2 separate regions of the Homo sapiens genome follow, and region 1 is linked to region 2. A link is a loop called in an ENCODE intact Hi-C map of the cell type or tissue named here. Cell type or tissue: dorsolateral prefrontal cortex. All regions are shown on one strand. Each heading gives the region's core, and the rest is flanking DNA. Links, peaks and the distances in the headings are about the cores only.

Evidence for each region. Hi-C counts contacts between places; a loop is a spot of excess contacts. Peaks named below come from ENCODE experiments on the same cell type or tissue, not always from the same donor. Only the 100,000 strongest peaks of a DNase experiment are listed, where the experiment ranks them.
Region 1: it touches region 2 in a loop (2.6-fold over the local background); 48 of 110 quality-filtered maps call a loop at or near these places.

What each region holds. Positions count from the first base shown.
Region 1 is chr2:157,501,969-157,518,611 of GRCh38, forward strand. No RefSeq gene overlaps it. Among named protein-coding and RNA genes, the nearest start is that of CYTIP, 66 kb to the left of the region's middle. RefSeq lists enhancers at 12,835-13,483, 13,484-14,131. In dorsolateral prefrontal cortex, for the core only: CTCF peaks have their summits at 7,970 (motif pointing right) and 8,169; no DNase peak of the experiment used is centred there.
Region 2 is chr2:157,588,888-157,605,530 of GRCh38, forward strand. The region is part of intron 1 of ACVR1C (activin A receptor type 1C); the gene reads right to left. Among named protein-coding and RNA genes, the nearest start is that of ACVR1C, 32 kb to the right of the region's middle. In dorsolateral prefrontal cortex, for the core only: a CTCF peak has its summit at 8,723 (motif pointing left); a DNase peak (open chromatin) is centred at 8,684; H3K4me3 peaks cover 731 bases; H3K27ac peaks cover 480 bases.

The DNA of each region.
Region 1 (16,643 bases), core at 5,939-9,938, 88 kb before region 2:
GCTGTACAGTGGAAGGTCATGAGGTAGAAATGGCAAAGAATAAAGTACCTCACTGGAAGGTTTTCTGAATAGGCATTTGTTTCCCTCTTAAAGAAACACACTCTTTAAGATATACTGGGAAGTCCAAGATTGAGGTACTAGAAGATTCAATATTGTATTAGTTCATTCTCGCATTGCTGTAAAGTCTCGCATTACCTGAGACTGGGTAATTTATTTTTTTAAAAAAAGAGGTTTAATTGGCTCACAGTTCCACAGGCTGTATAAGAAGCATGAGTGGGGAGGCCTCAGAAAACTCACAGTCATGGCGGAAGGTGAAGAGTAAGAAGGCTCATCCTACATGGCTGGAGCAAGAGGAAGAGAGAACAAAGAAGGAGGTGTCACACACTTTCATACAACCAGATCTCATAAGAACTCTGTCACAAGACAGCACTAGGGAGATGGTACTAAACCATTAGAAACCACCCCCGTGATCCAGTCGCCTCCCATCAGGCCCCACCTCCAACACTGAAGATTACAATTCAACATCAGATTTGGGTGATGACACAGAACCAAACCATATCAAGTATCTAGTGAAGACCCTCTTCCTGGTTTGCAGATGGCTGTCTTCTTGCTGTATCTTGCTGTATGGCAGAGAGAGAAGCTCTGGTGTTTTTTTTTCTCGGGTTATGGTAATGAGAAAGAAAAGGAAGGAACAGAAATGAAAGCATTATGGTACAGTAGCTCTGGTTAGGCCTTATAAGTTTTTTTGTTTTTTTGTGTTTTTTTGAGACAGAGTCTCGCTCTGTTGCCCAGGCTGGAGTGCAGTGTGCGATCTCGGCTCACTGCAAGCTCCGCCTCCCGGGTTCACGCCATTCTCCTGCCTCAGCCTCCCCGAGTAGCTGGGACTACAGGCGCCTGCCACCACGCCCGGCTAATTTTTTCTATTTTTTAGTAGAAACGGGGTTTCACCGTGTTAGCCAGGAAGGTCTCAATCTCCTGACCTCATGATCCTCCCACCTCGGCCTCCCAAAGTGCTGGGATTACAGGCGTGAGCCACTGCGTCCAGCTGGGCCTTAGAAATTTTCAAGCTGCCCAGAAACTTCTGATACATAGCCGGACATGGTGAAAAGTTTGAGACTAGGGAGGTACTGATACCACACGGTGACATTAATGACGACATGACTCCTGGACAGAGGGCTCAGTGGTCAAAGGGAACCAGAAAATGGGAGGTTACTATGATAAAATCTTACGTTTAATTATTGTAAGATAGAACATTAGAACAAAATGAAAATTCAGTGTAATAAATCCACAGAGAATGTAATAAATTGGACAACTCTGTATTGACTGGAAATGGAGCCAGAGATTCGGATGGGGGCTGTTAACATTGTTTAGTACAAAATGTGTTTATATCTTTATCAGGTTATAATACTTTTTTTTTTTTTTTGGAGACAGAGTCTCGCTGTGTCACCCAGGCTAAAGTGCAGTGGTATGATCTTGGCTCACTGCAACCTCTGCTTCCTGGGTTCAAGAGATTCTCGTGCCTCAGCCTCCCGATTAACTGGAATTACAGGCACACACCGACACACCCAGCTCATTTTTGAATTTATTTAGTAGAGACAGGGTTTCACCATGTTGGCTAGGCTGTTCTTGAACTCCTGGCCTCAAGTGATCTGCCCACCTCGGCCTTCCAAAGTGCTGGGATTACAGGTGTGGGCCACTGCACCCAGCCCAGGTTATAATGCATTTTAAGTTTTACCTCATGTATTTAGGGGACAGTATTAATGTATAAAAAAAGTGATATAACACAAACTCTATCCACCTCTGTTCTCTTTCTTCATATCACTCCTTATCCTGAACTGTGAAAATCTCTGTGTATTTTTTAAAGAGTGAAACAAACACCTTTTCAAAAGACCTTCCAGTGATATACTTTGTTCTACGCCGTTTCTGCCTCATGACCTACCACTGCACAGTGTACAGAAATGTTTTGTGCTTCTGTGTTAAACAAACTGGATGGAAGTCACTCTGCCATAGTCAAAGGAACAGCATAATTATCCTTTTCTCTCTCCTTTCCCTCCAGAGAGAATTCAAATAGTCACCAATAATGAATACATTTTTTAAAAGATCAAATCAGGCTAATCCAAAAAGTAAATACATAGACAATGGCATTAAATGGGAATTGCATCAAGTACTTGTCAAGATAGCCAATAAATGGTAGCCTCTCCACCAACACCACCATCCACCATTTGAGAAGGACAAGAGGTAGAAAAAAAAATTGTTGCAATTTTAAAATAAAGTTCATTTATGTTTGCTGCCCACCTCAGTTCTCCCACAGGCAACAAATTCATTTCCATTAGGTCCTGTCAGAGTACAGACTGTTTCCCAAAAGGGGTACAGAGAGGTTACAAAGTAACTTTCAGGAGTATTTTTTGCTTATTGTGGGAGGAGAGAGGGAGAGTAGGCAAAGAACTCTGGGAACAAAATTGTCTCTCCCACTAATTCTATCAATTAGAGATTCAAAGTAGTTAATGAGCTGTTCTTTTAAAGTGTAAAGGTCTTATAGGGTTATGCTTCATTTGCACCTGAATGTCATTAAACAAATAATCAAGATTAGCTAAATTTCAAGGCAGAAAAGCCTGTGGCAGGGGCAGGAGATTTGAAGAGCTTTATAGAGGAGTAATGGAAGAGGCAGCCGGACCCCTGACAGCCAAAGACCCATGGGGCAGTGAGTATCTGAAGGTACGGAAGAAACGGCAGGTGGCAGCAAGATTTCAAAAGGGAAAAGGGCAGTGGCCAAGCTCAGTGTAGACATTTTTGTTCAGAAGTCAGAGAGCAATGGGTGTGTGCCACTCATATTCCAGCGTGACTTTTAGATGACTACTTTAAGATATTCAGACATAAGAGTTTCCCTTATTTGCATACAAAATTATAATCCTTACAACTTGCAAGTTAGATATTATATCCTCATTTCACAATTGAGGAAACTTGCACACAGAGAAATTATATAGCTTGATCAAAGTCCCACTAAGTCTTGTAGATATAAGGGCAAAATTTGACCATAAAAACTTTTTACCACAAAACATGCCTTGCTTTCAAGGATAGCCTCTACACTTGCAGGTTACAAATCTCATTTTCATTCTACTGGGTTCAATCATCCTGGGCTAGAGCTGAATGGACTTTCTAGTTCAACTCAATGTCTTTCTAGTCAACCTATGCCCTTTTACAGGAGTGGGTCAAAAATTAGAAAGAACTCAAACTTTGGATTCCAACACACGGGTTCACAGCTCAGCACTGCCACTTACATGCTATGTAGCTGTTAGCATATTTCCATTTTGTAACATAGATGATTGTACGTAACTTACAGTATTCTTGGTGGATTATCTGCTCCTGCATAAAAAAAAAATCACCTCACATTGTAATAACTTAGAAATGATATGTATTTCACTCATAATTTTGTAATGTGATCAGGTATGTTAAAGATAACTTATCTCTGCTCCACTCAGTGTCTGGGGCAGCTTGAAGGCTGAGAACAAGCATCATCTGAAGTCTCAGTTACTCAGAAGCCAGGCAATTGATTCCAGCTGTTGTTTGAGATCTTAGCTGGTACTGACAACCAGAACATTTACACTTGGCCTCTCCCTGTAGCTTGGGCTTCCTCACAACATGGGGCCCAGATTTCAAAGGCAAGCATTCCAAGACAAAGAGCAGTTAGGTGGCAGCTCTATTTATTTTTATGATTTAGCCTCAGGAGTCACACAGCATCACTTTTGCAGCATTATATTCTTTGAAATAGTCACAAAGACCTACCCAGGATTCAGGGGGTGGGACATGTATCCATTAAAGGGGGAGTGGCAAGGTTCTGTAAGAGCATTGAGATCAAAAGTATTGTGGAGGTCTTTATTGGAAATTAAAATCTGCCACTATCCACTTTCAGGAGACAACAATTCACATCTCTTCCACATGCAAATACACTTAACCCTTTCCCCAAGCCCATCAAGCTTGAGGTTCAGGATCCTGTCATCTAAATCAGATGAAGTTCCTTGAATGTGATTCCTTAAGTTTAGCCCTTTGAATGTCATTCCTCTTGAAATGGAGATCTGTGAACTAAAAGATGATTCATCTACTCCACACACACCTGACATGCAATGTGATAGATTGAAGAAAACCATTAAGAGTATTCACATTCAATAAGGAGAAAACAGATGAAATACAGCGGGTACTGAATCATTCTGACATATAGCCATGTACATATTTCCATTTCCTTCATTAGGAATCAGTCCTGCTACCTAGGAATTCTCCATAACTCTTTACTCTGCCTTTTGAGCTGTTTGACCCACTGACTTATCTTTCCCATTTCATAAAATGTAAGTTGTCTTTGTAGTTAAAGTTTTCTTGGTCTGCTTCCTGCTCATGGAAATTTAGGAGTTAAAATCCTCTTTTAATTTTGTTCTGTCTCCATCCTTTTCAATACTAGATGCTAAAATTCCTTTAAACACTTTGTGGATTTCTTATGAATCAATTTATAATCCACTCCATTAGACAAAAGCCACATGCCCAAATCCCACAGAGATAAGACTTTTTCTAACTTTGGCTCTTTTTAAGAATGCTTCCCTTAAGATTTTGAGAAACGCTATTGTTATATGGAAGTAGTCTGTGAAACACCCCTTAAGGTCATTAGTGGGCTTTTTTCTGTTCAAAATGGTCTAAAATACACTATCTCAAAACTTTATGAGGCCTTAACAAAAGGTTTTATCTTTAGACCATGTTTTCCTGACAGCACCCTGGATTTGATCTCTGCTCAGAAGCCACATCTTAATTTTAGCATCATTTGCCATCTGGAGAGGCTGGGAATGAGAAACAGTTTTCTTTTCCAACCTAGCAAGTCCTGGAGACTTTATATATAACAGTGCTTTCTTTAGCTCATCTCTCTTCCTTGCATTTTACTACAGGCAGCTAGGAAGCAGACAGAAGGCAAAGCACTTTCAACCCTCTTTCTGCAAAACTCTTTAGCTAGAATATAGGTATATTTCCTATTTTCCATTTTACTGCAGGAGACATTATTGCTAAGCTTTCTGCCACTACATGAGTCCCCTTTCCTCCAGCTTCCAAAAACATTTTCCTCTCTTTTCTTCAAGTTCTCACCAACAGCCTTTTCAAGGTCACCAGGCTTCCTCTGATAGCTTCCTTGATCTCTTTTAAGTTTTCAGTAACACTCCCCTAAAGACATTTCCCATTTCCACCTGCCTCTGACCCTAAAGCTATTGCCACATGTATTAGGTTTAGTTTTAGCTACGCTTCAATTCCTGGAACCAAATGTGATCCAGCTATCTACTGCTGCCAATAAAATCACCCTAAAACTTAATGAATTGAAAGCATGACACTTATTTTGCTCAGAAACCTGCAATTTGAGGAGTATTCTGTGTGGATTGCTCATCTCTGCTCAACTCAGCCTTAGCAGGGGCACTTCAAAAACTGAAGGCTAAATTCACATTTTGTCTCTGCTCCATGATATTTGAGACCTCAGTGGGTAGACTTAATATCTGTGGATAACTTGTAGGCTATGACCTGAAATCCTCTGAAGGCTTGTTCACACTCATGTCTAATGGTCGATACTGGATGTTGGCTGAGATCTTACTGGGGCTGTTGGCCAGAACACCTACATATAAAGTCTATGTGTCCTGGGCTTCCAAACAACATGGGTGGCAGGTTTCCAAGAACGTGAGAGAAGTAGTGAGCCAGGAAGAAGTACTGCCTTTTATGAATTAGCCTCAGTAGTCATGTATATGGACATAGAGTGTGGAATAATAGACACTGGAGACTCAGAAGGGTGGGAGGGTAAAGGCAGGGGTGAGGGATAAGAAATAACTAAATGGGTACAATGTACATTATTTGGGTGACGGTTACACTAACAGCCCAGACTTCACCACTAAACAATAAATCCATGTAACAAAACTGCACTTGTACCCCTTAGATTTATATATTTTAAAGTCATGTATGGCACTTCTGAAGCATTCTTTTTATTGAGACAGTAACACAGGACCCATAAGTTCAGGTGGTAGTATTTTAGAAGAGCACGTGAGACTAAAAATATTGTTTCTGCCATTTTTGGATAAAACAATCCATGTCAAAAAAGGTTAAATGAAATAATGTACATTAAGAAAGAGATGCTCAACTGGGCACGGTTGCAGATCCCTTGATCCTAGGAGTTTGAGTCCAGCCTGTGTGACACAGCAAGACTCACCTGAGACTAGCCTGTGTGACATAGCAAGACTCACCTCGTTAAAAAAAAAAAAAAAAAAAAAAAGATACTTACCACATGTCAGTTCCCTGCCTCAAGTAAAATATACATTCCTCTTCCACCTTAATCCAAAGTATTGCCTTAACATGAAGTATATGGATGGTCTTTAAAGACATCTTAGATTGAAGGTAAAATCTCATGAGTGTAAATGTATGTATACTTTTTTTCAATGTTGATCAAACCCATCAAGTTCTTAAAATATCAGTGACCAGGAAAAAATAGATATTTCTATGGTCTGTATCATTGAGAAGAGTATTTTTAAAATATATTTTAGGAAAGTGACCTATTTTCTGTAATGCTGAAGGTCAACTTTACAGATGTTTCCTTCAGAAAAATTAGCAGGTGAAAAAAAGTCACATCAATACAAAAAAGGTTAAATTAAAATTTTTTTTCTAATCCAATAGATACAAATTGCATATACTTAAGCAAACACACATTCTCTCTTTGTTCCATCTTGCCCTTAAATAAGCTCTCTCAACTGAAACAGAAATCAGTTTGCAGTAATGCAGCATTCCTATTTCATTAGAGTGGGCATGAAAGAAGCTACATTATGATGGAACTAAAAGCCACTGGTGATTGCGTCGATCTGCCCCTAAGAGTGGTTCTTTCTCAAATTTCAATATACAAGCTCTGCTTTCATGAAGCCTCAAAAGAGCCTGAATGTAGCTTTATGCTACATTTATATGAGTCATAATTCAGAGGTGACCGAGCCATGTGAAGGAGGAAGTAATGAAGCAAAACTCTTCCTCTTCTAAACCAGCCCTAAGCACTACTGTCCTCATTATCTACTGCTTCTTGAGTAACCAAGACTGGAAAATGGAAGAATACACAAAACTGGAAAGAAAAAGAAGAAAAAGTGGGAGTAAGAAAAGGAGGCACAGTGTCACATTGGGGGCATATCAAGCATCTGCCCCTCCAGCCCCTAACATGCCAGAGGGAGGGAAAATGTAACTATCAGAAAGAAAATAGAAATGTTGAAAGTATATATAACTACCTACATTCATTCTGAATAAAAATCTATGATAATCTGTAAAAACTGCAAATTTCCTAGATAACTAACCTTAAACATACAAGGAACATAGGCACTATAAAAAATATTATATTCCAACCATTCCTACAGTGAGATTGATCATTGCAGGGGTAATTGTGTAGACGTATGAACGGCTTACAAGTAGTCCATCCCTGAAAAGTTGTTATCATTCAGCACCTTGAACTATATGTTGAGGGGTTCCCTCAATATGAATAAATGATTGTGAAACTCTTTTAATCTCTCTCCCTCTCATGCTCTTTCTCTGTCTGTCTCTGTCATATGAACACATTTTAATAAATTGGTCATGTCCAAAATTTTATTTTAGGCATTTATTACTCTGTTGCACTTGACTTGATTCAGTCTCAAAAGACCTAGTCCATAGAATAAATAAGCTTTTAAATCAGTAATTGAATAAACAAAATATAACACATTAAAAATCTTACAAATTAAAACAGGGACTTCTGCTTCCATCCATGACAGGCTATCTGGTACTAAAATTGCCCTCCTGCCATAAACAGCTAAAAATCAGGAGAAAAAAAAGATATATACATATGAATGAAACATATATATATGTATAACATATGTGTGAAATATATGTGTGAAATACGTGTGAAATATATATATATAACTATATATATACACATATAAAATAAAACTCAGGCATTTAACAACAGGTGGCAGCATAGGATTATAATCCCTAAAATAAGGGAAACACCGAGCCCCACTATTGCCCAGGGTCTTTCTTTTCCTAGAGGCACTTCTTGAAAGATTGTGAGGAGAAAGGCTGAACCAAGCTAAGCTATCACATGGCAGTCTTGCTAAGTGAAGGAGACAGATATTGAAGTTTGACAAGTCTAAGATAACTGGTATTTGCAGAACCAGAGGGAGCTTCACAAGGAAGCAACTTTGAAACTCTGCAGTGAGGTACCCTTGAGTCTTTTTCTAAATGCTACGTAGTACCTACTTAGGAGAACCTTCATGAAACAAAGCAAAGAACAATTTTTGAGAAGCAGTAAAAAGAACAATCCCCAGAGTTCACACAGAGTTTGGGAGATGTCTGTGTACTGACCAAGAAGAATGTAGAGAATTTACTGAAACCTGGGGCATTCAGTTGAAATCCAGGAGGATTACACCTTTGTAGTAAGATTAAACTAGTCCTAGCGTTAAAGCTACTCTAGACCTTCCCTTACAAAACTTAAAAACAACACTTAAAAGGAGCAAACTATTCTTCAGTGCTCTTAGATGCCTTCCAAATCAAACTTCAACTCTCCTGAAAGGATGGCAATAAGATCCAGATACTCAATAATGTAACCTTTACAATGTCCAGTGTCTAATAATAAATTACTGGGTATGCAAAGAGAAAAAATATAATTCATAAATGAAAGGGCAGTTTTAAAAAAACAGACTCAGAGAAAGACAAAGATTTGAAAATAGCTATTATAAATATGGTCAAGCACTAAAGCAAATATAGAAATAGTAAACAAATGGAAGCTATATAAAAGAGACAAGTGATACTTCTAGGGCTAAGAAATACAGTATCCAAAATGAAAACTTCACTGGAAGGGTATATTAGGAGATTTTAAAATGCAAAATAAAGGAGTAATAAACTTTAATAAATAAGCAATAGAAATGAATCAAATTGAAGTACAGAGAAAAAAAGAAGCTGCAGAAAAATGAGAACCTCAGTTACCTATGGAACAATATCAAGTTGTCTGATATACATGTATTTGAAGCACCCTAGAATAGAGGAAATAGTGCATGGAATAGAAAAACAACTCTGAAGACATAGTGGTGCACAGAAATTTTGCAGATTTAATGAAAACCATAAACACACAAATCCAAGAAGTTCAGTGGAACAAAAGTAGGATAAAAACAAACAAAAAGCACACCTAAGCCCATTATAATAACATTTCTGAAAACCCATCTTAAGATGGTTTTTCAGAAAAAAAAAAAATCTTAAGATGGCAAAAAAAAAAAAAGTTACAATACAAACAGAGAAAGAGAATTACTCCTGACCTTGTCAGAAACAATGCAAATTAGAAGATAAAACAATGTATTTAATGTGCTGACAAAAATAAGCCAGAAAATCCCCAAAACTGCTTAGAATTCTATGTCCACTGAAAATATCCTTCAAAAATGAAGGTATTTTTAAACTAAAAAAAGCTGAGAGAATTTCATGCTCTATAAGGAATATTAAAAATAATCTTCTGACTGAAAAAAGTAATATCAGTCCAAACTCAGATCTATACAAAGAAGTTACAAGCATCAGCTATAGTAAATATGAGAAAAAAATGTTCATATTAAAAATATTTTCAATGTAATTTATTTAAAATGGACTGTTTAAAGCAAAAAATTACATCGCTACATTGTGAAATTTAAATAGATACAGAAATAAAATGTATGACAACCAAAATAAAAAGGACAGGAGGGAGAAAACTAAAAATACTTTGTAAGATTGTTATTATATGTAATGTGGCATAACAGTTTTTGAAGGTAGATTATGATAAGTTAAAAATGTATATTGTAAATCATAAAACACACCCTAAAAAAAAGCAAAATCACTAATAAGTCATAGAGAAAATAAATTGGAATATTAAAAATAATGAACTAATCAAAAACAAGAAAAAGTAAAAAAAAAAGGAGATGAGCAAAGTGGAAAAAATAGTAAGGTAATAAAATTAAAATTAATTATGTTGATAATTATGTTAACTATAAATGGTCTGTACACTCCAATTTTTTTTTATTTTTCTTTAAGTTTCAGGGATACATGTGCAGAATGTGCAGGTTTGTTACATAGGTATACATGTGCCATGGTGGTTTGCTGTACCTATCAACCCATCATCTAGGTTTTAAGTCCCGCATGCATTAGCTATTTGTCCTGATGCTCTCCCTGCCCTCGCCCCGCAAGCCATGACAGGCGCCGGTGTGTGTCGTTCCCCTCCCTGTGTCCATGTGTTCTCATTGTTCAACTCTTGCTTCTGAATGAGAACATGCGGTGTGTGGTTTTCTGTTCCTTGCACACGCTAATTTTTAAAAGTGAAAAGTTGTCAGACTAGAGAAAAATGTAAGACCCAACTGTACACGATCTACAAGAAATCTACTATAAATATAAGACCCATATATATTAAAGTATGGAAAAATATATACCATGCAAATACTAATCATAACAAAGCTTCAGTGGCTATATTAATATCAGATAAAGTAGCTTCAGATCAAGGAATATTATCCAACATAAAATGGGATAGTTCATAATAATAAGGGAATTCATTCATCAACAAGGCATAATAATCTAGGTGTGCATACATACGCACCTAAAAACAGTTTCAAAATACCAGAAATAAAAACTGATAAAGTGCAAGAAGAAATCAGCAAATCTATAATTATAGTTGGGAATATCAACACCTTTCTTTCAATAATTGGTAGAATAATTAGAAATCAGGATAAAAATATTTGAACAACGCTGTCAAACAACTTGACTTTATATTTACAGAATACTATACACAAAACTACAAATACATATTCTTTTTGAGTGCTCACAGAACACACACCAACACAAGCCATATTCTGGACCATAGAACAACTCAATAAATTGAAAAGGATAGAAACCATTCAGATTCTGAACAACTCAGGACAAAACTATCAGTAAGTAAGAGAACTAGTTTTCGACTCAGAAGATTGACTCTAGTAGCCAGGTCCACTATAACATGCTATCAGGCAAAGGAAAAACACTGCCAACTTCTGAGAAGGTGTCCCTTTTTTTTCCAGGGGCTTATTAGTCAAAATATATATGCAGCAGAATCCATACATGCAGAAATTACTCGTGCCTTTTTGACAAGTAGAAGGCTAATTTTTCTATTTTTAGTAGAGACTGGAATTCACCATGTTAACCAGGCTGGTCTCAAACCTCTGACCTCAAGTGATCCGCCTGCCTCAGCCTCCCAAAGTGCTGGGATTATAGGCGTGAGCCACCACGCCCGGCCACAAGATTTTTAAAGTTTACAAAGAATATATGGCATCTCTATTTTTCTGGGGACTAAAACTTTAATGCTTCACTGATTGAACTTAGACTTTGAGCTAAAATAATCCTCAAGCATAAATTCATTAAATTAAACATATATTTACCAATTGCTTTGTATGTCTAAGCCACAGTTCCCAGTATTGTGGATAAACGAAAGTTGTTAAGGTGAAGCCTAAGCCCTGGGGGAACTGATCTTGTAACATCAATTGTATTTCCAAACATTACCACAGTGGAAAAATTGAAAAATGAAAATTTTAAAAACACCTTTAACAATATTATCTTAAAAGCAGGCAATACTCAGGGAGAAATTAAACAAAATAAGTGCAATACAAATAGATGGGGAGAAAACCTTCAAAATATTGTTTAAATAAATTAAAGAAGATATAAACAAATGGAGAAATATAAAATGTTTATGGATTGGAAGACTCAATATTTTTTAAGGAAATCATTCTCTCCAAATTGATCTATGACATCAATGCAATCCCAATAAAAATCTCTCAGGGTTTTTTTTTTGTGTGTCAAAAATGACAATCTGGTTCCAAAATTTATATGGAAGTTAACAGACTTAGGATAGCACAAAACAATTTCAAAATAGAACAACAAAGTTGGAGGACTTATACTGCATCATTTCAAGACTTACTATAAAGTGAGGATAATCCAGTGTGCAACTGACACAGCAAAGACATACAGATAAAAGAAACAGATAGGAAATATAGAAACAAACACATGACAAATCGAACTTTGATAAAAGTGCCAATATATTTAAATATGAATTTTTTTTCAACAACAGATACCGGAGCAATGAGACATCCATATGGATGTGACCTCTGTCTCACACCATATACAAAACTTAAATCAAAATGTATCAGGGATAAAAAGTTAAAGCTAAAACTGTAAAACTTCTAGAAAAAAACATGGGCTAGGATTCTTCATATTTTTGAAGTAGACAAAGATTTTTGGATAGAGCACAAAACAAAACAAAACCACAAAGAAAAAAATTAATAAATTGGTCTTCATCAAATTTTAAAATTTCTGCTGGGGAGTGAGGGATAAAAGACTACAAATTGGGGTACAATGTATACTGCTTGGGTGATGGATGCACCAAAATCTCACAAATCACCACTAAAGAACTTACTCATGTAACCAAATACCACCTGCTCTGCAAAAACCTATGGAAATAAAAAGATAATAAAATAAAAATAAATAAAATAACATTTCTGCTCTTACTAAAAGGCAAATTACCAACTGCAAGAAAATATTTGCAATGCATGTACTTAACAAGAGTACATACTGTATAATTCCATTCATATTAAATTGATTTTTCATATCAATCTTATATCTTGTGGCCTCACTGAATTAAAGTATTAATTCTAGTAGCTTTTTATTAGATTCATTAGGATTTTTTAATATACACAATTATGTCACCTGACCTCATTTACTTCTTATTTTTCAATCTCTATTTCTTTTTTTTTTCTTTTTTAGAAACAGGATCTCACTCTGTTGCCTAGGCTAGAGTGCAGTGATGTGATTATAGCTCACTGTGGCCTTGAACTCATGGGCTCAAGTGAGCCTCCCACCTCAGCCTCCCAAGTAGCTGGGACTACAGGTGCATGCCACCATGCCTGGCTATTTTGTCAACATTGTTTATAGAGACAGGGTCTCACTATAGTGCCCAAGTTGGTCTCTAACTCCTGACCTCAAGTGATCCTCATGCGTTGGCCTCCCAAAGTTCTGGGATTACAGGCATGAGCCATCACACCCAGCCCCAATCTGCATTTCTTTTCTTTCTTTCTCTTACCTTATTTCACAAATTAGATCTCCAACACAAAGTTGCATAGAAGTGGTGAAAATTAGGGGAGGAGCCAAGATGGCCGAATAGGAACAGCTCCGGTATACAGCTCCCAGCGTGAGCAACGCAGAAGACAGGTGATTTCTGCATTTCCATCAGAGGTACCCGGTTCATCTCACTAGGGAGTACCAGACAGTGGGCGCAGGTCAGTGGGTGCGCGCACCGTGCGCGAGCCGAAGCAGGGCGAGGCATTGCCTCACTTGGGAAGCGCAAGGGGTCAGGGAGTTCCCTTTCTGAGTCAAAGAAAGGGGTGACGGACGGCACCTGGTAAATCGGGTCACTCCCACCAGAATACTGCGCTTTTCCGATGGGCTTAAAAAACGGCGCACCACGAGATTATATCCGGCACCTGGCTCAGAGGGTCCTACGCCCAGGGAGTCTCGCTGATTGCTAGCACAGCAGTCTGAGATCAAACTGCAAGGCGGCAGCGAGGCTGGGGGAGGGGCGCCCGCCATTGCCCAGGCTTGATTAGGTAAACAAAGCAGCCGGGAAGCTCGAACTGGGTGGAGCCCACCACAGCTCAAGGAGGCCTGCCTACCTCTGTAGGCTCCACCTCTGGGGGCAGGGCACAGACAAACAAAAAGACAGCAGTAACCTCTGCAGACTTAAATGTCCCTGTCTGACAGCTTTGAGGAGAGCAGTGGTTCTCCCAGCACGCAGCTGGAGATCTGAGAACGGGCAGACTGCCTCCTCAAGTGGGTCCCTGACCCCTGACCCCCGAGCAGCCTAACTGGGAGGCACCCCCCAGCAGGGGCACACTGACACCTCACACGGCAGGGTACTCCAACAGACCTGCAGCTGAGGGTCCTCTCTGTTAGAAGGAAAGCTAACAAACAGAAAGGGCATCCACACCAAAAACCCATCTGTACATCACCATCATCAAAGACCAAAAGTAGATAAAACCACAAAGATGGGGAAAAAACAGAACAGAAAAACTGGAAACTCTAAAAAGCAGAGCGCCTCTCCTCCTCCAAAGGAACGCAGTTCCTCACCAGCAACAGAACAAAGCTGGATGGAGAATGATTTTGACGAGCTGAGAGAAGAAGGCTTCAGACGATCAAATTACTCTGAGCTACAGGAGGACATTCAAACCAAAGGCAAAGAAGTTGAAAACTTTGAAAAAAATTTAGAAGAATGTATAACTAGAATAACCAATACAAAGAAGTGCTTAAAGGAGCTGATGGAGCTGAAAACCAAGGCTTGAGAACTACGTGAAGAATGCAGAAGCCTCAGGAGCCGATGCAATCAACTGGAAGAAAGGGTATCAGCAATGGAAGATGAAATGAATGAAATGAAGCGAGAAGGGAAGGTTAGAGAAAAAAGAATAAAAAGAAATGAGCAAAGCCTCCAAGAAATATGGGACTATGTGAAAAGACCAAATCTACGTCTGATTGGTGTACCTGAAAGTGATGGGGAGAATGGAACCAAGTTGGAAAACACTCTACAGGATATTATCCAGGAGAACTTCCCCAATCTAGCAAGGCAGGCCAACGTTCAGATTCAGGAAATACAGAGAACGCCACAAAGATACTCCTCGAGAAGAGCAACTCCAAGACACATAATTGTCAGATTCACCAAAGCTGAAATGAAGGAAAAAATGTTAAGGGCAGCCAGAGAGAAAGGTCGGGTTACCCTCAAAGGGAAGCCCATCAGACTAACAGCGGATCTCTCGGCAGAAACCCTACAAGCCAGAAGAGAGTGGGGGCCAATATTCAACATTCTTAAAGAAAGGAATTTTCAACCTAGAATTTCATATCCAGCCAAACTAAGCTTCATAAGTGAAGGAGAAATAAAATCCTTTACAGACAAGCAAATGCTGAGAGATTTTGTCACCAGCAGGCCTGCCCTAAAAGAGCTCCTGAAGGAAGCACTAAACATGGAAAGGAACAACCGGTACCAGCTGCTGCAAAATCATGCCAAAATGTAAAGACCATTGAGACTAGGAAGAAACTGCATCAACTAATGAGCAAAATAACCAGCTAACATCATAATGACAGGATCAAATTCACACATAACAATATTAACTTTAAATGTAAATGGACTAAATGCTCCAATTAAGACACAGACTGGAAAATTGGATAAAGAGTCAAGACCCATCAGTGTGCTGTATTCAGGAAACCCATCTCATGTGCAGAGACACACATAGGCTCAAAATAAAAGGATGGAGGAAGATCTACCAAGCCAATGGAAAACAAAAAAAGACAGGGGTTGCAATCCTAGTCTCTGATAAAACAGACTTTAAACCAACAAAGATCAAAAGAGACAAAGAAGGCCATTACATAATGGTAAAGGGATCAATTCAGCAAGAAGAGCTAACTATCCTAAATATATATGCACCCAATACAGGAGCACCAAGATTCATAAAGCAAGTCCTGAGTGACCTACAGAGACTTAGACTCCCACACATTAATAACGGGAGACTTTAACATCCCACTGTCAACATTAGACAGATCAACGAGACAGAAAGTCAACAAGGATACCCAGGAATTGAACTCAGCTCTGCACCAAGCGGACCTAATAGACATCTACAGAACTCTCCACCCCAAATCAACAGAATATACATTTTTTTCAGCACCACACCACACCTATTCCAAAATTGACCACATAATGGGAAGTAAATTCTCTCCTCAGCAAATGTAAAAGAACAGAAATTATAACAAACTATCTCTCAGACCACAGTGCAATCAAACTAGAACTCAGGATTAAGAATCTCACTCAAAACCACTCAACTACATGGAAACTGAACAACCTGCTCCTGAATGACTACTGGGTACATAACGAAATGAAGGCAGAAATAAAGATGTTCTTTGAAACCAACGAGAACAAAGATACAACATACCAGAATCTCTGGGATGCATTTAAAACAGTATGTAGAGGGAAATTTATAGCACTAAATGCCCACAAGAGAAAGCAGGAAAGATCCAAAATTGACGCCCTAACATCACAATTAAAAGAACTAGAAAAGCAAGAGCAAACACATTCAAAAGCTAGCAGAGGGCAAGAAATAACGAAAATCAGAGCAGAACTGAAGAAAATAGAGACACAAAAAACCCTTCAAAAAATTAGTGAATCCAGGAGCTGGTTTTTTGAAAGGATCAACAAAATTGATAGACCGCTAGCAAGACTAATAAAGAAAAAAAGAGAGAAGAATCAAATAGACGCAATAAAAAATGATAAAGAGGATATCACCACTGATCCCACAGAAATACAAACTACCATCAGAGAATGCTGCAAACACCTCTACGCAAATAAACTAGAAAATCTAGAAGAAATGGATACATTCCTCGACACATACACTCTCCCAAGACTAAACCAGGAAGAAGTTGAATCTCTGAATAGACCAATAACAGGAGCTGAAATTGTGGCAATAATCAATAGCTTACCAACCAAAAAGAGTCCAGGACCAGATGGATTCACAGCTGAATTCTACCAGAGGTACAAGGAGGAACTGGTACCATTCCCTCTGAAACTA
Region 2 (16,643 bases), core at 6,753-10,752:
TGTATATATATATATGTACATGCTCATACACACACACCACATTTTGTATTCATTTTTTGTATTCATTTATCGGTTGATGGGCACTTAAATTGATGCCATATCTTTGCAATTGTGAACTGTGCTGAAATAAACATACACCTGCAGGTATCTTTTTGACACCCAATTGTGGGATTGCTGGATCAAATGGTAGTTCCATATTTAGTTCTTTGAGAACTCTCCATACTGTTTTCCATAGACACTGTAATAATTTAAGTTCCCATCAGCAGGGTATAAGCATTTGCTTTTCACCATATCCACACCAAACATCTATTGTTTTTTGACTTTTTAATGGTGACTATTCTGGCTGGGGTAAGCTGGTATCACACTGTGATTTTAATTTGCATTTCCCTGCTGATTAGTGATGTTGAACATTTTTTCACATATTTGTTAGCCATTTGTATGTCTTCTTTTGAGAAGTGTTTGTTCGTGTCATTTGCCCACTTTTTAATGGGATTATTTGCTTTTCTCTTGCTGATTCTCTTGAGTTCCTTGTAGATTCTGGATATATCCTTTTTTGGATGTATACTTTGCAAATATTTTCTCCCATTCTGTAGGTTATCTGTTTATTCTGTTAATTATTTCTTTGGTTGTGCAGAGATATAGATGACACAAACAAATGGAAAAACATCCCATGCTCATAGATTGGAAGAATCAATATTGTGAAAATGACCATGCTGCTCAAAGCAATCTACAGATTCAGTGCAATTCCTATCAAAATACAACATTTTTCACAGAATTAGAAAAAATATCCTAAAATTTTTATGGAATCAAAAAAGAATCTGAATAGCCAAAGTAATCCTAAGCAAAAAGCACAAATCTGGAGGCATCACATTACCCAACTTCAAATTATACTATAAATATAGGGCTACAGTAACCAAAACGGCATGGTACTGGTATAAAAGTAGACACATAGACCAATGAAACAGATTAGAGAATCCAGAAATAAAGCTACATACTTACAACCAACTGATCTCCGACAAAGCACACAAAAACTGACACTGGGGAAAGGATACTCTATTCAATAAATGGTTCTTGGAAAAGTGGATAGCTACACATAGAAAAATGAAACTGGATCCCCCTCTCACATTATACAAAAATCAACTCAAGAGGAATTAAAGACTTAACTCAAAGCCCTAAAACCAGAAAAATTCTAGAAGAAAACCTACAAACTATTCTCAACATTCTCTAGGTAAAAAATTTATGACTAAGACCCCAAAAGCAAATGCAACAAAAACAAAAATAAATAAATGTATTATTAATGTAATGAACTTTTCGTTAAATCACAACTGCCCTCCCATAACTATCTAAATGTTCAACTTTTTACCATATAATCTTTGTTAGTAAAACTAAAGTCTTTAAATTGCTAATCACTCAAATTGGAGTTGCTTTTGTAGTACTTATAAAATATTTGATACACAAATGACAACTTTTACTTAACTTCAAATACCGATATGGGAGCAAAAATGGGTACTATTCCTATATAACTGAATATTTAAGAAAGAACAAATTCTATATCAATCATATAGAAATTATTCTCTTCTATCAATAATTTTTCTTAACTGATGAAGCATCATTTCTAGAAACATTTTTATTACTGGTATCCTAAGGGAAATACAATCCTAAAATAAAATACTGTTTTGTTATCAACATTGAACCAAGCATAACAGCTCACTTTCCTATTTATTCTAGTGGTGACCAACATTAATAAATATACTTTTTCATCAATATTTATGTGATACAGAAGAACCATATATTCTAACTTGATTGGGATTCTATAGAGCCATATAGATAAAATCTAGTGCTTTAGAACATGTTTCAAGGCACTTTCCTTGCAAAAAGAGAAGTCATATCATGGGCAAGCATTCATCTAGGTTTCTACTGACAATGAAATCTTTCTAGTATTCTCCAGTTCCAATCTTACAAATCTGATTATACTAGCTTTGTAATCTTAGGCATTACTTTGTCTCCTGTACCTCCATTTTCTTATATGAAAGGCAGGACTAATAATAATATATCTCCTCATAGTGTTGTGGAGAATAAATTAGTTAACCTATATAAAGCCCTTAGACCAATGTCTGGCACATAGGAAATACTATATAAAGACTTAGGGACTATCTCTCCTACTACCGAAGCGGGTAAAGTCAGTTGTCTTATGCAAACAAGCGAAACAATCAAAATATATTTGTAATCCATAAAGGAATAGCCAAATGAACTAGGGTGCAGAGACCATTTAAAAGGCATAATAAAGAAATGCATCTCTTTCCGCTCTGTCAAGAGTGATTTGACTGCTCTCCTTTTTTTAATGACCCAGACTAGATTCTAGACGGTCACACAGCAGGTAGTATCTGGTGATGGTCCAGCCAAAGAATTTGGGAAAAGACAAAGGTCTCAGCCCTCACTCTGTCACTAACTTGCTGATTGACTTTGGAGAAGACATTTAACCTTACAGAGCCTCAGTGTTGTCCTCTGAAAATAGAAAATGAACAGCATAGGGAAAGTGGGTCCAAAAATCTTAAACTCTTACATAACACCAATATTTTATGACCCTACTTATTTACACCTTATGGAAATCTACAATTACAAAATAGGAAAACTCATTTAATGTTAAGAAACTTGCTGCACTATGGTTATTCTTCACTTGCATATTTTAAGGGGCTAAAGGCAGGAAAAAGAGTAACTCTTCTGACACACAATCTCAAACCATTTGTCACTAGACATTTCATCAGAATCTCCTTGGACGCTCTATTTCCAAGAAAAGCTTAGCAACTGACACAACTAACTAAGGAATATGAATCCACAGAGTGAAGACAATCATAAAGCACTCAACAATTAAATATATGTTAGTTTCACATGCATTCGTCATCTCATATAATCCCACTGCAACTGTGGGAGTTAGTTGTCACTATCTCCATTTCATACATAACAAAATGAGGCTCAAAAAGACAAAGTGACTGACTTACGTAACAGTCTCTGGACTACTCAAGCAATGGTACCTTTCATGACTAAGGTGCCATAAAGAAATGGGTAGGTGAACAATTCTCCCACCCCACAAATTTCTAGCAATTGTGAATAAAATAGAATTCTAATACAGCAGAAAGAAGCTGATAACTAATTAACAATTGAAAACTAGGATTCTGATCTGTATTATTCTAATAGCCTTTAAAACACAGTTGGTATTTTTGAAACAAATTCTACCTACCTATTTTCTGAGGGGACATGCAGTCAAATAAAATTCAATATCATGTGCCTTGCATCTAAAATAAACAATCTCACCTTACAGCTTTATCTAAATTCTGTATTAAGTAAGGCTCTGAGTACATAATCTGATACTTTCTCTTTGAAGCACTACTGGCTCCTTATAAAAATGATTACATAATAGTTCTTACCAAGGATTTATGCGGATACTCACTGAATGTTTCACAAGCTATAAAAATTTATCCTGGTTAAAAGTAAAAGTTACAAATCTTAAGAATAATATAGACATAGGTGATATAGTTAAGACAGAAAGTGACACCTTACTTTAAATCTTGCACGATGAAAAACACTGGCAAAATTGAGGATTTGTTAATGATAATGGCTTCAAACATCTGCTACATGTTCCCATTTATTCCAGTTCAACTGGCAGTATGATAGGACTGACAGCGAACAAACAGCAAACTAAATAGGACCTAAGATGAATAAGTAACATACGACATACTCAGCCTCTCATATTTCATTTCCCACCAGTCCACTATATCACTGCATTTGACATATAATTCAACTATATTTATATTAATCATCCTCAACATAGAACCTTTGTGCTGCCAATTACAATATAAGTTGCCATTAGTGATTAGACATGATTTCATATTTTGTCTCTTTCAAAAAAAACTGATGTTCATTGAGTCAATTATACTACAATATTCTGTGACAGAACAAATCTGGTTGTTAGTAGGCAGTAGTCTTGTCTCATGTTTATTTTATACTTTCCCATTACAATGTATTTGAGTCCTATGGAAAGGGACAGCAAATGAGGTTGAAGAAGGAAAACAATTACCCATAATAAGGAGGTTTATTAGATTTTTCACCACAAGGAAGATTGTACTTTGCTTTTGTCTCCTCCTACCCCTTTAATTATCCCCTTTTATCCACTCTTTGCCAATTCGTCTCTAAAAGGCAAGACATCTGTTACCCACAAGACATCTGTTACCCACATCAACTAAAGGATGTGCACATTCCTAACCAACCAGAAAATAAATATTCATCCATATTTACATGTGATGGCTAGCACACCCTGGTGTCCAGAAATATAAAAACCATCTGACTACAAAAAAGAACCAAATTTGTTGATCCGCATTTATGTGCTATTCTTATTAGAAAGCCAAATATTTATTTGGCAAATATTAGGTGTTTTGAATTAGACAGTATTCTCAATATGTTGGTTACATATTACTACGTTTCCTTTGTTTGGAGTCTATATGCTAAAATTAACCAGTGCTTAACATAAACATCTGACATAAACTCTTTCTTCTTTTCCAGACATTAGTTTATTCAATTTCTCTAGTTTTAGACCAGGCTATGAAACACAAAATATTTTTTTAATTCAGAAAACTGTCTCAGATTTGACCTGCTGAATATGTAATCTTTTCATCATTTGCAGGCTTCTGAGTTAACAAAGGGAACAATTCAAGCTTTTCAGTGTGCTGAATATGAAAAGTACAGCAGCAGGAAAGAAGCCAGGAAAACTAGCACTAGCAAATCTGAAGGAAAGCCAGACAGGGTCAAAGGAAATCGGGCAAAGATCTAGCTTCCTTTTCTATTCCTTGTCAAAATTTTATTTTCTTGTCATGTGGTCATTTCAAAGCATTTGCCTTTCTTAACAGTAAGGAAAAACAGAAAAAAGAAAGAAAGAAAGTAGCATTAATAAAATATGGGCAATATAAATGCAAACTTTTTTGGCCAAATGAGCTTTCAATAAAGATTCAGCTGGTAGAAATACTACTTCTCAGGCTGCAACCAAAAAAATTCAGAACTCCACAAATAAGGGAAAACATCCATCACAAAGAAAAACTGTTCCTTTGCACAAAGTAGCAATTACGTTCCCTGTTAAAGAAGGCCTCACCCTTAGAGCTGAGAAGGAATGAAACCACCCTACCAACAGAGATTCTGTCCAGGAGAACTGCTTAAACTTCCAGCTGTAGGGCTCAATTTAGTTAGAATTCAGCATATTGTAAATTATTAGTACTAACCATTTGGAATTTTCTCAGTCCAAAGGCAACACTGACTGACACTGGAGGTTTTAGTTCACCTGACCACCAGCCACCTGAGACTTTAGACATGTTCCCCAATCTCTCCAGATCTTATCTTCCTCACCTGTAAAATGAGGAGGTCAAGAAGCAGGCTAGAAGACTTCTAAAGACCCCTCCAGGTCTATAGTCCTCTGCTACTCTGAACTTGTGTCACAATTCTCAATATAAGTGACTTAAGGATTACCTATGATAGATGAAAAGAGAGAATTGGTGTTGGGTATGTGAACAGGATAGGTCTGTGCCCCCAAATTCACACCCTGCTATTTCAGTGGGTGAGAGAATTCTACTGGTTTATAAATCAACAAAACATCTCTAATTAATATTAAAAATTGTTTATCCTGTACTATATGTATTACATGATAATTGAATGTTCTTTCCAATATCAGCATGAAATTTGGGGGCGATGGGGGAAAAGTGATAGAGGCCTGAAAATGTTCATAGCCTCTCTGAGTTATGTGAGACATCCAGAGACTGTTGATGAGTCCCTCAATCTTAGTGTCCACAGGATTACAGAAATAGTATGCAAGACCAAAAGCGACTCAAAATAGCACCACACTTCAGCAATCTGAATAGTCTACATTCTACTAAGTAGATATTAAAATGTTTCCCAATAATATTTCAATGGCTGACAGCAATTAGAGCTTAAAACTGGCTAGAAGAGTGTTATTTATTTACTTACTGCCTCAAAATTTTGAATACATATGGAAAGGACACGTATGATGGCACAATGTCATAAAGCTTTTAGTGCAATTTAAAAACTTAACAGGAAAATTTCTCAGTTTAGCATTTCTGCTTATCAGCGTGGTGATTAACTGAAATTTTCACCTTTCAAAGAAAGCTTTTTCCAGAAATACCATGAATAACCTTAGCTGCTAAGCTCCTCCAGTGTGGGACAATTATTAATCAACCATAAAGGGATACAACATAATCAAAATGGTTCACGACAAAATTATTTGTGTGGATTCTCTTAAAACATCCCTTTGAAAGGATGAAAATGCAGGATTCTTAGATAGGAAGATGGCAGTCTTCTCCTTCCTGCCTTTGGAAGGCAAGGCATGAGTGGGCAACAGGCTAGCAGGGGTAGCAGTTGGTGATAACCGCTCTTGGGTACATAGCAGTGTCTCCAAGGCTGAATCTTTGTTTCCTTAGGGAGGATACAGACTACCTGGAGTCCTCTGGCCCAGTTTAGACTTTGCAGCCATGTAGGGGGAAAAAACAGACCCTATTTGAAGTGTCAAAGAAAAGAGTATTCCCAATCACAGGACACATTTCCTCTGCTAATCACATATAATCCTTAATTTGAAAGGTTATTTTCTTACCCTGGCAGCCTAAATGGTTCCACATCAAACTGTTCCCCAGTAATTGGGGTTTCTTAATCTATTGTCTCCTGCTTAGGAGAATATTGGTGTTTAATGGATTCCAATTACATTTAGAATAAAGCAAAATCCACAATCATTATCATGACCTGATAGGCTAATAGTCTGGGTTCTTCCCACTCCTCCAACCTCATCTCTCATAACTCAGCCTTCCGGAGCACTGGTCTCCTTTTCACAGCTGTGATATAACAAGTTTCCCACCTCATGGCCTTTGCTCTTCTTGTTCCCTTTGCCTGTAGTATTCTCCCCTTTCTTCTCATTCTCCAGGTCTCAGCTCAAATGTCACCCCCTCAGAGAAATCTTCAGTGACTCCCCTTGCTCAAGGATCTGCTCCCCATCCTTCCTGCTATGTATCACAATCTGTAATTCGCTTTTTAATTGTATTAGACCCACTAGAATGAAAACTTCATGAGGGCAGGGCCCTTCTCCTGTTTTATCTACCATCACATCCCAACGTTTAGAATAGGGTCTGTCAGTGCGGTAAAATCCAATAAAGATGTACTGAATTACAAATTGTAGAAAACTGCAAAGTACAGAAGAAATTTTTGTCCATGCTATTTATCTCTTGGATGAATTTTAAAGTTTCTTCTCAATTTGAAAGAGGTTTTTATAAAGATATAGAATAGAACAGAATAGAATAGAAATAGATATAGAAATCCTTTGTCATATGTGTTACATATAGCTTTTCCCACTTTCATATTTATTTGCTTTTTTCCTAACACATTACCTTCATTATTTGGGGGGTGGGGGGCAGAACGATACTTGCCCCTTGACAAAAAGAAGTCAAGTAATACACATAAAGAAGGAAGTAAAATAAAATACATCACTCCTAATCCCATAACCCCCGAACCACTAATGTATACAACTTCTCCAAATATTACTCCGTGGAGTTTTACACTAGATATGCATAGTGATGTTCTCATTAAAATCCAATAACATGATAGACATAAACTGTGTCTATCAATATTTTACTCTGCAATTTATTTTGCTTTAAAGCTTAGAAAATCTCCCATCCAGATATTTTCTAAATAGTCAATATTTTCTTCCAATTTATGATTTGTTTTTTAGACACTTAAATATATATGCAATTTTGATATGGATCATCCAATTCATAGCTAATATACAAATCTCCTTGACAGTAGTAAATGAATTACTTTATGGCAAGTCTTTAGATAAGTTTTTAAGATCATTATTTAAAGAGTACTTTACTACATGCCAAACTCTTTGGCAAAGAGTCAAGGCAGGGAGGGAGGGAGAGAGGAGAGAGAAAAGACATGCACTAAAGGAACTTGGCCTTGTAGGTTAAAGGATGTTAGGACAGTGTGGTAAACTGAGTCAGGGACACATGTAGGAGCTGTGAGCTGCGTTGGGACACAGAGGTGGAGCACTACTGAATCCGGCTGGGGCTGCGGGTAAGGGACGGGGCAGGGGCGGGAAGGTTTCTTGGAGGTGAATCTTGAGAAGCACACCTGTTCAGCCTTCCTGCCGTTCGGAGGACGAGTCCCAGCCCATCCTCTCAGTAGTCCTCCAAGACGGTCCAGACAGCACCCACCAGCCTGAGGAAACCGCGGCAGTCCTCCCTCACCAGGCAGTGTGGAAATACCTCCTGCTGCGACGCGGCCCTGCATGTGCATTAACCTGCCCCCACTTTGTCAACGGGTTTGGTAACACTCACTGCCCTGATGGAACTCCATTCCCGGTCCCCAGCGCGCTCCCCACCCCAAAAAGGACCTTGGCACCCCGGCCCGCCCCCGGGGAGCTCCCCTTGCCTGGACTTGCAGGTTGGAGCTCGGAGCCCTCCCCCAGAGCAGCGGCCAGGAGCTTCCGCCTCCCCTTCGCCTGATGAATTTGCGAAGGGACACCCTGCGGTCGCCGGGATGCCCCAGCTTTCCGCTGGACCTTGGCGCAGTGAATTCGGCCCCGACGACAGCTCCCGCGGGGCTCGGCCACCTGCCCGACGGCAGCGCAACCCCCAGGAGACGTTCTCCGACGGCTTCCCGGCGCACCCGGGTACCATCTAGTGGCAGCAGAAGCAGGAGGCAGGCTATTTTTTACAGAATGACCTCCACTCCGGATTAGCATTTCTCAAGCATTTTTAAAACCTGTGTGTCTTTAAAATAATCATAAAATGTCGCACTCTCGATTTTCTGTTATTTGAAATTTTAAAATAAAATGCCTTGTCTAGAAGCAAATCAATGCAGTGATGATTTGATGACGCTTTTTCATTTGGAAATAGTGGCCCTCCACTCGTGAACGCCCTTAAAGATCACCATTCTAGCCCGGGAGGATTTGCTAGACCGGTATTTATTGAGAGAAATCTCTTATTTGAACCAAAAGATTCCACCTATCCAAATATTGCCAGTGAAGTCTTTCTAAATTGTAAGAAGAAATGAGAAACTGATAATTAAGCCCCTAATGTGTATTATAATTTGCATATTCACATAGGTCCTATTGGTCTTATAGCTGTTATATTTATGCTCACATAAAATCATACCTGATAATGGTGGTTACCAGATTTGGAAATTTCACTGACCAGTAAAATTTCAAAAATAATTTGGGGACCCAACCAAGGGTTACACCAAATTTTTGTGTTGTCAAGGAAGAACATTGAAAAAAAAAAAAAAAGCATCCTCTATTACTATGATTTCAAAAAAGAAGTCAATTCACATGATTTAATCATTTCATACTGTATACATATCAAAACAACACATTATACCTCATAAATATATACAATTATGATTTGTTAATTAAAATATTTATTAAAAGAATAAAAATAAAATAGCTCACATTAAAAAAAGAAAAAAGAGCATTATACTACCAATCAAGAAAGTAAAGACATAAATCCCAGAATTAAGGTCTGACTTTACCAAAATCAAGGCTATCTTTTAAAAATTTCAAATGTGGATAAACATAATTGTATTTTATAATGTTACATTTATTTTCTTTTAATAGTTTTTTTTTTTTTTTGAGATGGAGTCTCACTCTGTCACCCAGGCTGGAGTGTAGTGGCACAACCTCGGCTCACTGCAATCCCCACCTCCTGGTTTCAAGTGATTCTCCTGCCTCAGCCTTCCGAGTAGCTGGGATTACAGGCGCTCACCACCCACCAGGCTAATTTTGTATTTTTAGTAGAGGCAGGGTTTCCACCATGTTGGCCAGGCTGGTCTTGAACTCCTGACCTCAAATGATCCACCCATCTCGGCCTCCCAAAGTGCTGGGGCTACAGGCGTGAGTCACCTGCCCAGCTTTAACAGTCTTTTTCTAATACAAATTATTAATCTGGGGGTTGACTGCATCAGAAAGTGGAGCTGAGTGTCCAAGCTGTTATTATTCCAACCTATTGTGTTAACAATGAACGGCCATACTCCACATGGAAATGTTGTCTCAAGTGGAAGGGGCAATTTTCTGTAGTGCTATTTTTACTCAATATGGAATATTCTGGAAACTGAAAAAAGCTGAATAGGCCGGTCGCGGTGGCTCAGGCCTGTAATACCAGCACTTTGGGAGGACGAGGCAGGCGGATCACGAAGTCAGGAGATTAAGACCATCCTGGCTAACACAGTGAAACCCCGTCTCCACTAAAAATACCAAAAATTAGCCAGGCGTGGTGGCGGGCGCCTACAGTCCCAGGTACTCTGGAGGCTGAGGCAGGAGAATGGCGTGAACCCGAGAGGGGGAGCTCGCAGTGGGCCAAGATGGCGCCACTGCACTACAGCCTGGGCTCAAAAAAAAAAAAAAAAAAAAAAAAAAAAAAAAAAAAAAGGCTGAATAATAATAGCCACCCACTCCAAGCTACAGAGAAAGCTAATAATGGCAGACCAGGTGTCTAGCTAACAAGGGACATCTCTGCCCACGGAACAGGGCTGTTGAGCTTTCCCGGCTCAACAAGCTCACTCTAGATAAGATGTTCACCTGCCAGAAATTCACTTGGCAATGCCTCCATCAGTACTGGAGCACAAATCTTAACACTGTATTTGATCAGCCTGCACACTTTGGTCTATTTTATAGGACTTGGAAGATAGTATGCGTTTTTTGAATTAGTACAGTCTTGGGTTCAATATATTGTTTGTCAAATCTATGATTTCCTTGATGATTAACTCTGGATCAAGAATACACCATACACTTTAAATATTGTTTCCATAGGAAATGATTACCAATTATAATCAACTCCTGAAGGATACTATTTCCAGCAATATCTTGCAGTGATAAGCAGGGATTACTACTCTGTAGCATGGAGAGGTGAACCTGTGTAAAGAAAAAACACCACAGGATCCCTAATCCAGTCCAGGGCATTTAGGGAACAAGTTAGGAGACTTGGGGTTCTAATCCTAGTTCTAGTAATATGGCCTCTGGGCCTCATGTGTTCAACTGATCTGTTTAAGAAAGAATTCAATTAGATGATCTCTAATGTGCCTTTCAGTTGTAACGTTCTATAACCCCAAAAGCAGAAGGCATCAATGGCCACCATCCAGTATCAGAAAGAGCAATAGGAGTGACAGCATACCCAGAAAACCAAGTTGTTGCCCTAGAATCACAGTTGAGGAAGAAAACTGTTCAGGAGAATCATGTATTCTTATAAAGACTGACATGAATAATCAGAGTTCATATTTTGGAGGTCTGTTAAGTCACTGAAATCTAGTTTTGTGTTTTCAGTCTCTATTAAAGTAGAGAAGATAGCAACCAAATGAGAAAAGAGCAGAGTTCAGTGATGAAAGGAGGACATGGCATACTCAATCTATTTGGGAAATATGCCATGAAATACAAAAAATTAACGACAAAAAACATTAAGTTCCAAACTAAAAGCTAAGAAAGCTCTGACTTGTTAAAAGGAAACAATTAAAAGTAACCAGTAAGTAATAAACAATTAATAGTCATATTACACAGTTACAAGATTGAAGAGATAGAAAAAGACAGAACTATCTGTCTCAAGTTTAGAATGAAAGTAGCAAAGAAAATTGAAAAGGTAAAGTCCTCAAGGGTTCTCAGGGGCTCACTTGTCAGAAATTTTTACCACAATCCACAGTTACATATTTACATATGATCAGATATGATAAAGAATAGATAATTCTCAATGTAGAAATAAAAGGAAACTATCCTAAATAAGAAGCTGATCTAGCTAAAAATAGAGTGGCAAGTTCAGAGTTGAAAAGGGAAGAGAAGGACAAGTGATTTGGAAGGATCTTTTTGTTTTATTAAGGCCGATCCTAGCTGAGCATCTTTCCAACACTGACCATGAGGCTCAAAAGTTTACCCTGGATACTATGAGGAATTCATATATTGTGCAAACATAAAAAGGGCGCATCACCTACCCCTCCCTTCAAAGAATATGGGTGGGAAAGGGAGCTGATGAATGGGGAGCACATTTTTAAAATCCATAATGCTTTTTAAAAATATAGTTCTTAGACTTCTAGGAATTGTCATAAGTATTTCAGAAGGTAGGTTACCGGCCGGCTGCGGTAGCTTGCACATGTAATTCCAGCACTTTGGGAGGCTGAGGCAGGTGGATCACTTGAGGTCAGGAGTTCGAGACCAGCCTAGCCAACATGTTAAAACCCCATCTCTACTAAAAATACAAAATTAGCCAGGCTTGGTGGCAGGCTCCTGTAATCACAGCTACTCAGGAGGCTGAGGCATGAGAATCACTTGAACCCGGGAGGCGGAGGTTGCAGTGAGCTGAGATTGCACCACTGCTCTCCAGCCTGGGTGATAAAAAAAGACAGTCTCAAAAAATAAAAATAAAAATAAAAAAAATAAAAAAGAAGGTAGGTTACCTGGCTTCTCCTGGTTCCTTTTATCTATCAAGATACTGTTAAGTAAAATAACTGCCTGTTTCTTTTTTGCAGCTGCCCAAATATATTTCAAGACATAAAAGTATAAAAGTGAGGAAACATAAGAAAGAAGTTATAGGACCTCCAAAAAGTCTCAAAGAATTCATATTAGCCAGAACGAAAGGAAAGTCTAAGGTAGGTCATCTGAGTCTTGCTGCTTCTTTGATAGTGATATAAAACAAAACAAAACAAAAAACTATAGCAAAGAAACAAACGAAAACCTTGTTTGTAGCTGCGTCTGAGTTTAACATTGTTGGAATTCAGCAAGGTGCAGTAAAAAAGATCCTGCACTTTGGAAGATGCGTATCTGTAGTTCTAATCCTGAGCCACCTCTAACCCTGCTGTGCAGCCTGAGAGGTTACCACACCTCTCTAAATCTGTCCATGCACTGATGAAGTAGGGATAATAATTCCTATCTCACAGGATTAGTATGAAAATTTTAAAAAGAGATATTCTAGATAACACATTTAACACACCACAGATGTTAAAAGAAAAAGAAAAAAAAGAACACCCGAAAATTAAGCTCCTGCTATTACAAGTTATGGGCTATTCAGAGCTCAACATTTAAGGCACAAACCACACTCCTTAAAAATAACTTTCAGTGTTTCTCACAACTTTCTGGTTCTGATTAACGTTTCCCTTGGTAGTGACACTGCCACACTAAGGTGATAAAATCAGCAGCTCCAAATCAAGATAGACATTTTCGTTAAAATAAAAAAAAAATTGACATCTGTACATAACGAAGGGGTAGATGTAACTGGAACATTAACTCACATATTGGTTACCACACTAATTTTTCCCTTTCAATCAATTATTTCTTGGGCCCAATAATTTCAACAGAAAAATGAACAAAGTAGATGAACAGAGAAAGAAAAGCTATCAATAAACATGAAAAATTTAAGTCTCACTAATAATCAAAACAGAAAATTAATGCAAAGACATAACTTTCATTTGCCAAATTGGAAATGATTCTGTAAGTTATAACATGCAGAAATGGTTAGGGGGTTGGTCAATGAAATTTCATCTTCATACACAGTTGGCAGAGTATAAGTTGGTACAAACTTTTAGATGTACAATCTGAAACGTTTATCTCAAGTCCTAAAAATATTTATGACATTTGTGGTTGTATTTCTACTTCTACATGAAATAAACACAAAAGTTTCTTTAAAACTTCCATTAGAGTTATTATTCACAAAAGTAAAAAACAGAAATAGACTAAACACCCCCAAATCAAGTAATATCCTCCTTTTTAGTAATATTTATTTAGGTTGGAACTTGTTCACTATAAATATGAAAAGTAAAATAATTAAACATACAGGATATGAGCTCAATTTTTATATATGCATTGAAATAAATAGAATGAAACACATTCAAATATTAATAGTTGTTATCTCTGAGGTATGGGAATAAAGATGATTTTTACATTTTTCAACACTTTTCCCTAATTTCCTATAAAGAATATATTAATATGCTGTAATCAGGGATGAATATTAATTTGTTAAAGTCATTTCTTGTTCCGTCAAAGTATTTAGTTCACAGGGAGTAGCTAAACATATCACAAAGACATCTTCAGTCAGCTTTTCAGCAAAGGCCTCTAAAATAATCCTGATGGTGGGGTCTGGGTAAACACCCACAGGTTTGACTGCCATACTACACCATAGCTACAGCAAATCTGTTTTCAAGTCCAAAAATTGGAATTTGTGGTCTGAAATAGGCTAGCATACTTGAAAGCAGGGCTGTCCCTGAAAATTCAGATACATCATCATCATAAAATGACTCCTACGCTACATGGAAACTTACCTGATCTCTGGGACATAAATAAGACTAGCCTAGCTTGATGATCTTTCCATAACTTTTCCTCTTACCTTTTAATTGTTGAGACAGGGTTACAACAGACACAGTGACTATCCCTGACTGGAGAAGATAATCAAGAAAATGCTGACTGCCCACTATGTGCATGGCACTGTACTCAACAAGGGGTACCTCTAATCTGACTCAGCAAAATAGGTTTGTTAACACATTAATGATCCTCTGTAGAGACTGCAGATGCAAGCAAAATTCTCCATAAGCAAGCTTAATTCTATAGTAAAGCAAGAAAAGGAGCCCAAGTAGCCCATAAGTGTTCTCCTGTAGGTGATAAATGACCTTTCAAGTCCAACCAAGTGCTTTCACCTAAAAGAACAGGTGAGCAAATGCTGCATTTACAATGAGCTTTATCTGTGTACAGATAATGTCCCTGACTGCAATTTCCTTTGCTAAGAGAAGAAATCACTATTCCATGTTAACAAATTAAACATAACCTAATTTATCCTAATTTGATTTCATTTCTATCTACTTAATACCATTTTGCAGAATGAAGATTACACAGACAAAACACATTTTAATATGTACAGAAATTCCTTACTTTCAAAGAAGTTATAAAACATGGGTAAATTTTAATTATTTGTAATTTTAAAATATGTCTATTGAATTAATGTTATAACTGCATATGGCAAAAAAATAGTACAGGAAGAATTTAAAAGAAAAGCATCCATCTGGTGACCCACATCTCCCCACTCTCACTTCCCAGAGGTACCCACGTTTAACTATTGTTGTTATTCTTTGGGACATTATGTTAGGACATTAATTCTAAAAATATACCTGATTAACCAATTTGAAACATAATCTGCTGATTTCCTGATCTGTATGACTTCTTAGTTTATCTATAGGATCTCCAATTTGGGGAGGAGAGCCAGGTTTATTGAGATGTAATTTACATATAGAAATTATTACAGTAACTATTTTAGTGTAGTTGTATGAGTTTTGACAACTACAATTCCATAATCCCTCCTGCCAAACTTATACTACTTTTTAGACATTTTCTCTCTCTGTCCCAACTGCTGGCAAGCAGTGATATTTTCTTTTCCTATACTTTTGCCTTCTTCAGAATGTCAAACGAATGCAGTCTTTTGAGTCTGGCTTTTGCATTTGGTTTAAGGTATTTGAGATTTATTCACCATGTTGCACACATCAGGAGCTTTTTTGAATGCATATACAACCATTTGTTTATCCATTCATCAGTTAAAGGACATTTGGTTTTTTCCCATTTTTCTGGATTAGAAATAAATCTGTAATAAACATTAATATACTGTTTTTAGGTAAAGTAAGTTTTATTTCTCTTTGCTAAATATCTAGGAGTGGGATTACTATTTTGTATAGAAGGTGTACATTTAACTTTACATAGAATTGCCAAAGTGTTTTCCAAAGGGCTTGTATCATTTTACATTTCCACCAGTAATGTATGAGAGTTCCAGTTACTTACATATTTTGTCCACTTCTTACTGAGTTGTTTCCTTAATATTGAGTTCTGAGTATTCATTATATTTTTTGGATACAAGTGCTTTATAAGATATGTGTTTTGCAAACATTATTTCCTGGCCTGCATCTTGTCTTCTCATTCTCTTAACAGCATCTTTCAAGGAACAGAAGTTTGTAATTTTGATGAAGTCTAATTTATTCAATATTTTTCTTTTACAGATCATGCTTTTAGTACCCTCATCTAAGAAATGTTGCCTAACCTAAGATCAAAATGTTTTCTTCTCTGTTTTCTTTTAGAAGTTTTTATAGTTTTAGATTTTATTCTTAGGTCCATTTTAGTTAATACTTGTAAACATGCAAGAGATTTTGATGTTCTTATTTATTTATTTTTGCTTATGAATGTACCCATGTAATTTGTTGAAAAGGCTATTCTTTCTCCATTAAATTGCCTTTATAATTTTGTCAAAAAAATCAATTGACATATATATATATATGGGTCTATTTCTGGTTATTCTATTCTGTTGATCAATGTGCCTCTCCTTTTGTCAATACCACACTGTCTTAATTATTGTAGATTTATAATGAATCTTGAAATAGGTACTACGAGCATTCCAACTTTGTTCTTGTTTTTCAAAATTGACTTGGGTATTCTCATTCCTTTGCCTTTCCCTATAAATTTTAGAATCACCTTGGTGAATTCTACGTAAATTCCTGCTGAGATTTTGACTGAAACTTTGCAATCTATAGACCAATTTGGAGAAAATTAATAAACTGACAACACTGAGCAATTGATTCTGTGAATATAGTACAATACG